Linked DNA regions of Homo sapiens: region 1 is linked to region 2. Evidence: read pairs that join two places in POLR2A ChIA-PET (ENCODE). Cell type or tissue: endothelial cell of umbilical vein. All regions are shown on one strand. Each heading gives the region's core, and the rest is flanking DNA. Links, peaks and the distances in the headings are about the cores only.

Evidence for each region. ChIA-PET counts read pairs that join two places held together with the same protein. Peaks named below come from ENCODE experiments on the same cell type or tissue, not always from the same donor. Only the 100,000 strongest peaks of a DNase experiment are listed, where the experiment ranks them.
Region 1: POLR2A ChIA-PET joins it to region 2 with 5 read pairs; 3 of 35 experiments call an interaction of 5 or more read pairs at or near these places.

What each region holds. Positions count from the first base shown.
Region 1 is chrX:13,219,377-13,222,296 of GRCh38, forward strand. No RefSeq gene overlaps it. Among named protein-coding and RNA genes, the nearest start is that of LINC02154, 83 kb to the right of the region's middle. In endothelial cell of umbilical vein, for the core only: no CTCF peak of the experiment used is centred there; no DNase peak of the experiment used is centred there.
Region 2 is chrX:13,303,762-13,306,681 of GRCh38, forward strand. No RefSeq gene overlaps it. Among named protein-coding and RNA genes, the nearest start is that of LINC02154, 1.8 kb to the left of the region's middle. In endothelial cell of umbilical vein, for the core only: no CTCF peak of the experiment used is centred there; no DNase peak of the experiment used is centred there; H3K27ac peaks cover 206 bases.

The DNA of each region.
Region 1 (2,920 bases), core at 94-2,593, 85 kb before region 2:
TTTTGTCACCCAGGCTGGAGTGCAGTGGCATGATCCTGGCTCACTGCAGCCTCGACCTCCTGGGCTCAAGCGATCCTCCCATTTTAGCCTCCCAAGTAGCTGGGACCACAGGCACATGCCACCATGCCTGACTAGTTCATTTTTATTTTTTGTAGAGACAGAGTCTCTCTATGTTGCCCTGTTGCCCAGGCTGGTCTCAAACTTCTGGGCTCAAGTGACTCTCCCACCTCAGCCTCCCAAAGTGCTGGGATTACAGGCTTGAGCCACACTGCACCCAGCCCAGAAACAACTATTTAGCAGAGTTCCCCCCGCCCCACCCAAATAAAGCAAGAGTTTTGCTTTTTGGGTTGACAAAGAACTTATTTGACTACTTCACTAAAGCAAATACTTTGCCAGGAATATAGGAGAAGTTAAAGGGAATAGAATTATTTCTACACGATTACGATGATAAAAGTTTCAACTTACTATGAAAACAAGAGTTCAAATAAAGTATTTTTTAAAAAGCCACCAGAAGGTGGTTTAAAAAGGCTTTATTCTCTTGAATAACAATGCTTGCCAGTTTGAATAAGATTAGCTTTTCTTTTTAAATCTAATCTAGAAAGCTTTTATAATTGATTTATAAATCATTTTTATATCTTTCATCAGTGGTCTGAAAAATCTTAATAAAGACTCTGTTGACGTTAGTAGATCCATCTCAAGAACTGTAAAGACTCTTTGTGTAAATACACACTGGGAAAAAAAATCTGAGTCCTGGTTTTTGACCACTTGTTTCTGGTCTGTGTGTGTGTGTGTGCCTTTCTCTTACATACAACCCAACCAAACACTTTCTTTTCAAAATATTATGATCATCACTATGTCTGTTGCACCAGAGGAATTTTCAGTATTCTAAAAATAACTTCAATTCTATAGAGTCAGAGTGTTTTTAGTTACAGATGCCCAGACAGTAGGGCTTCACATCAGATCCATCTTAAAATACCTTAAAAGACATAGAGAATAATGGAAACATGGAAAATGATTTGGAAATTAGGATAACTAACTCTGATTAAAATTAACTTTTATAATGGCCAAAGGATAAAATACTGGTGTTAATGATTAATCTGAGAGGCTTGAGAGAAACCTGATTTTTTTTCTCTTTCTTGTCTTCTGTTTGCTTCCTGCTGCCTTTTTCTCTGTAATATTTTGGCATCAGCTAGAACTGGTTTGAGCCCCATGCTTCTACCAGCCTTCATGAAAAATCCTAAGCCCAGGAGTAGGAAGCTAGGTAGACTCTAGGCAAAAGGCATGACTAAAGCAAGTTTTTCCCTTCTTGTTTTCTTTCTGGGTCACCTGCTTTTGATTTAAAATTTTTGTATAACTGGATTAAAAATTTTCCTCTTTCTCGTACATATATTGTGATAGATATAAGCAATTTGTTTTATTCCTATCTTCAACCACGGGAAATGAATTGTTTGAACCTGATTTATGTTGCTTATAAAAGGCACAATGAAGACTACTTACTGAATTCTAATAACTGCACAATCCTTACGAAAAGCTTGGTGGTAAGAATGAATATTCATGAGACCACCTAAGGAATGTAAAATCCATTGCTTACTACGGATATTCAGGGACTCCAGGTTAGGGGTGCATTGAAACTGAAAGTGTTAATTAGTCATTGCTGTTTAACAAACGATCTCCAGTTCTCAGGAGCTTATAGTCATGTTTCCACGCACAGGTCTATGGGTCAGCTGTGGTTTGGCTGGAATCATCCAGGATTAGGAGAGCTTGCCTCCAGGCTGCACATTGGTTTTAGGCCTGCTTCATGTGTTTCCTCACTCTCTCTGGACCAGCAGCTACTCAGGGTATATTCTCCTCACGGTGAATCACAGGAGCATAAGATGTCATGCCCAATCACACACCTGTGCCTCTTCAGCTTTAAAGTTCCAGTCAAGTTTGCAGAGTTTCCACTGGCTAAGCCCAAAGTCAAGGGGTGGGGACGCACTCTGTACTATTGCAATGCTAGGTCACACGGCAAAGGGAGGGAGAGAAGAATTAATAACAATAATCCATCTGCCACACTGACCAAATTTATCTGTGATTGATTTCCTCATTTGTAAAATGAAACAAAACACACACACACACGAACAAAAAAACTCTATCTCCTGGAGTTGTAAGGGTTAAAGAACTTAGAACAGTGCTTGGCACGCATGAAAAGGTTAATATGGTTACTACTATTGCTGTTGTTAACATTGTTGTTGTTTTTATTGTTTTGCTTCTGTCTTTGCCACAGAAAAGCTTAGAGACAAACTTTCTGCCCTCTTCTAGCAAGCACGTAGGGAAATGGTTTGCACACCAAATTTACCCCTATGCTTTGTCTTACTTTTTAATGTTATTTTCCTTCTTTGATTCTTTCCTAAATTATTTTTTTCATCCTGTTAATTGAATACACTGATGTAAGCAGTCTGTAAATGTTTCCCTATATTGTTAGTTGTAGTATGATGAATAAATAAACAAATGAGCCCTACTGGCTTGTTGCTTTTCTTTTTTATTTTATTTTTGAGACAGGGTCTTGCTCTGTTACCCAGGCTGAAGTGCAGTGGTACAATCACAGCTCACTGCAGCTTCGACCTCCCTGGCTCAAGCAATCCTACCATCTTAGCCTCCTGTGTAGCTGGGACCACAGGCATGCGCTACCACATCCAGCCAATTTTTAAAAAATTGTTTGTGGAAACAGGGTTTCACTGTATTGCCCAGGCGGGTCTCAAACTCCTGGGCTCAAGTGATTCTCCTGCCTCAGCCTCCCAAAGTGCCGGGATTACAGGCATGAGCCACTGCTTCCGGCCTCTTTTTTTCTCTAAACCTTGACTTCCCATGTGTTTGCCATCTCTGTCAATGCTGCAGTAGCCCTTCTTCCGTATTTACACTAGGCAAAATCGACTTTGTT
Region 2 (2,920 bases), core at 267-2,766:
TCCCTGCACCTCTGACTGATTATAAATTTGGGAGTTCCCATAACTACCTCAGTTTTGATAATTCGATATGGCTCAGAACTCACTGAAAGTAGACTATGTGTAAAACTCTACATGTAGAGTTTTATTATAAAGTATACACTTAGGACAAGATCTGGAAGGGCTCTGGATGCAAAATTTTCATACTCTCTTCCCAAGGAATCTGAGTGCATCATCCTCCCTGTACACCAGTATGTTCACCAACCAGAAAACTCCACTGAGTTTCAGTGTACACATTTTTTATGTGGAATATGATTACACAGGCATGATTGGATATGCAATTGGCCACATAATTGAGCTCAGTCTCTAGCCCTCTTTTCCATGCAGGTAAAACTGGCCCAAAGTTCCAGCCTTCTAATCGTGTGTTTGGTCTTTCTGGTGTCCATCTCCCATCCTGAAGCTAACTAGGAGTCTGTCATGAGTTACCTCATTAGCATAACAAATAATTTCTATCTCTCAGGAAATTCCCAGGATGTTTGAAGTTCTTTGTCAGGAACTAAGATCAAAGGCCAGATAAACTTTTTTTTTTTTTTTTTTAAAGACAAGGTCTTGCTCTGTTGCCCAGGCTGGAGCACCGTAAGGCAATCTTGGCTCACTGCAACCTCCACCTCTTGGGCTCAAGCGATCCTCCCACCTCAGCCTCCCAAGTAGCTGGGACTATGGGTACATACCACCTTGCCTGGCTAATTGTTTGATTTTTTGTAGAGATGTGATCTCACTATGTTGCCCAGGCTGATCTCAAACTGCTGGGCCCAAGTGATCCTCCCGTCTCAGCCTCCCAAAGTGCTGGGATTACAGGTCTGAGCTACCATACCTGGCCAAATTCTTTATTATACCACAGAGCCCTTAATATATCAATAATAGTTGTTTAAGTTTCTTATCTGATAATTCCAAAATCTGAATATATCTGAGTCAGATACTGATGCTTGCTTTGTCTCTTCAGACTTTATTTTTTCCTTCCCTTAGCATATCTCATAATTTTTTTCTGTTGGAAGTGATCATGCTATATCTAGTAATAGAAACTGAGTTAATTGGGCTTTTAATATAAGGCTTTATGTTGATCTGGCTAGGAGCTAGGCTACGTTTAATGTTAATTGTAACGCATATATGCCAGAGGCTCCAGTTTTCTATAGTTTCCTTTTATTCCCTGCTTCCATGGTGCCTTTAGGTTCCGCTAAGAACTCTTTCTTAAATAGATTACGTCTTTCAGTTCTCTCAGTTGTAATCCACCGTTTTTTTACTGGAGCCTTGCTGATGTGGTGGTAAGACTTTAAGGAGGGTAAGCACTCTATAATCTTATAATTAAATCTCAGCTATTTTTAGTGGGCCTGAGTCCCTGAGCTGTGACATTCAGCATTTCTCAGCCTTTTTTTTCCTTATCATTATGTGAGACACGAAGGCTAGGGGGAACTAGCATTGTCTAGTTGCCCTTCTTCTTGGTCACATAAGACTCTGGTAATTTCCCTTGATGTAACTCTTGTGACAGAGAACAGAAAACTCTGGGCTTATTTCAAAATGGCACTTCTTCTTTCCTCTTGCTCAAAGCAAAGGAGATTTGTCTCCCATATGATTTTTACTCTTATGGGGCTCCTAGTGGCACAGAAAACCCTGGGCTTATTTCAAAATGGCACTTCTTCTTTCCTCTTGCTCAAAGCAGAGGAGATTTCTCTCCCATATGATTTTTACTTTCGGTGGGGCACCTAGTGGTAAATCCCACAAAAGTGTGGAGCTTCCTAAAACTGGGCCATCAGGAGTTTTTAAATCTCAAGTTAGTCTGCACTCAGCCTTCAGCAGTTTATCAATTACCATTTAAGTGTTCCTACCAGTTACTGGTTCCAGAAGCCTCTGCTCTTGGTAAACTGTAATTCTTTGTATTTACACATCTCTACAGTTTTGGGGGTGGCAGTTTGCCCTGTGACCTCAATTCTCTGGTAGATTTAAGAAAAGTTGTTGATTGTTAGCTTGTTCAGCATTTTTCTTGCTGTGAGAACAGGAATGTTGACTTCTAAGCTCTTTGCATATCAGAGCTAATCAGGAAGCATGACCGGTATACAACTAGAGGAAGGGTGCTTAAATCTAAGTGGAATTAGCCTATCTATGGTTCATGGCAATCATGCATATTGATTACAGCCAGACGCCACTGATTCTTTCATCAAACCAACTTTTCTCCTAGAATTGCATTCTATGAATATAATATTTTGTTGAGTAGTTAGTCAAATTAAATGCAGTTTTCAAAAGGGGAATCTTTTAGGGAGATATGGCCTTATGGTTTGAACCAGATTTCATTTCCACTGTATCAAATCCCAGTGGCCTTCTCAGTGGCAGAATGGGTTTTTCACAAATTCTCTGTATTGTAGTTGTTAATTCTTAAGTAAAGTAACTCTGGAATGTGCTTTCTTTGGCTTATAAGTAGACCTCCTCTCCACCTTATGAGTTTCCAACTCTTTGCCCTTGAATTAGACACATGTTGGTAGATTGTAGCCTAAGGCCTACTACTTACTAGTACTTGATAAAATCTTCTCCCTAGGATGAATGGGCAGTGGACTAAAGACAAGAATTACAACTTTTTAATCAAAGTGGCTGAATCCATAACTATATCTTTCTAAATTAAGCCTGTTTTGTTATGAACTGTCTCTAGATTACCATTAGCAATGTTGTTGGTCGGATGATTTGGAGAAAATGAAAGAACATCATGATTTTTATTTTCCTTCTTTCTATAATCCAATGATTCTCAACTAGGGGCAGTTTTACTCCTGCAGGGACATTTGGCAATGTCTGGAGACGTTTCTAATTGTCACACCTAGAGAAGTGATTGCTATTGGTGTCTTGTGGGTAGAGGCCAGGGATGCTGCTAAACATCCTACAACACACAGGACAGTTCCCA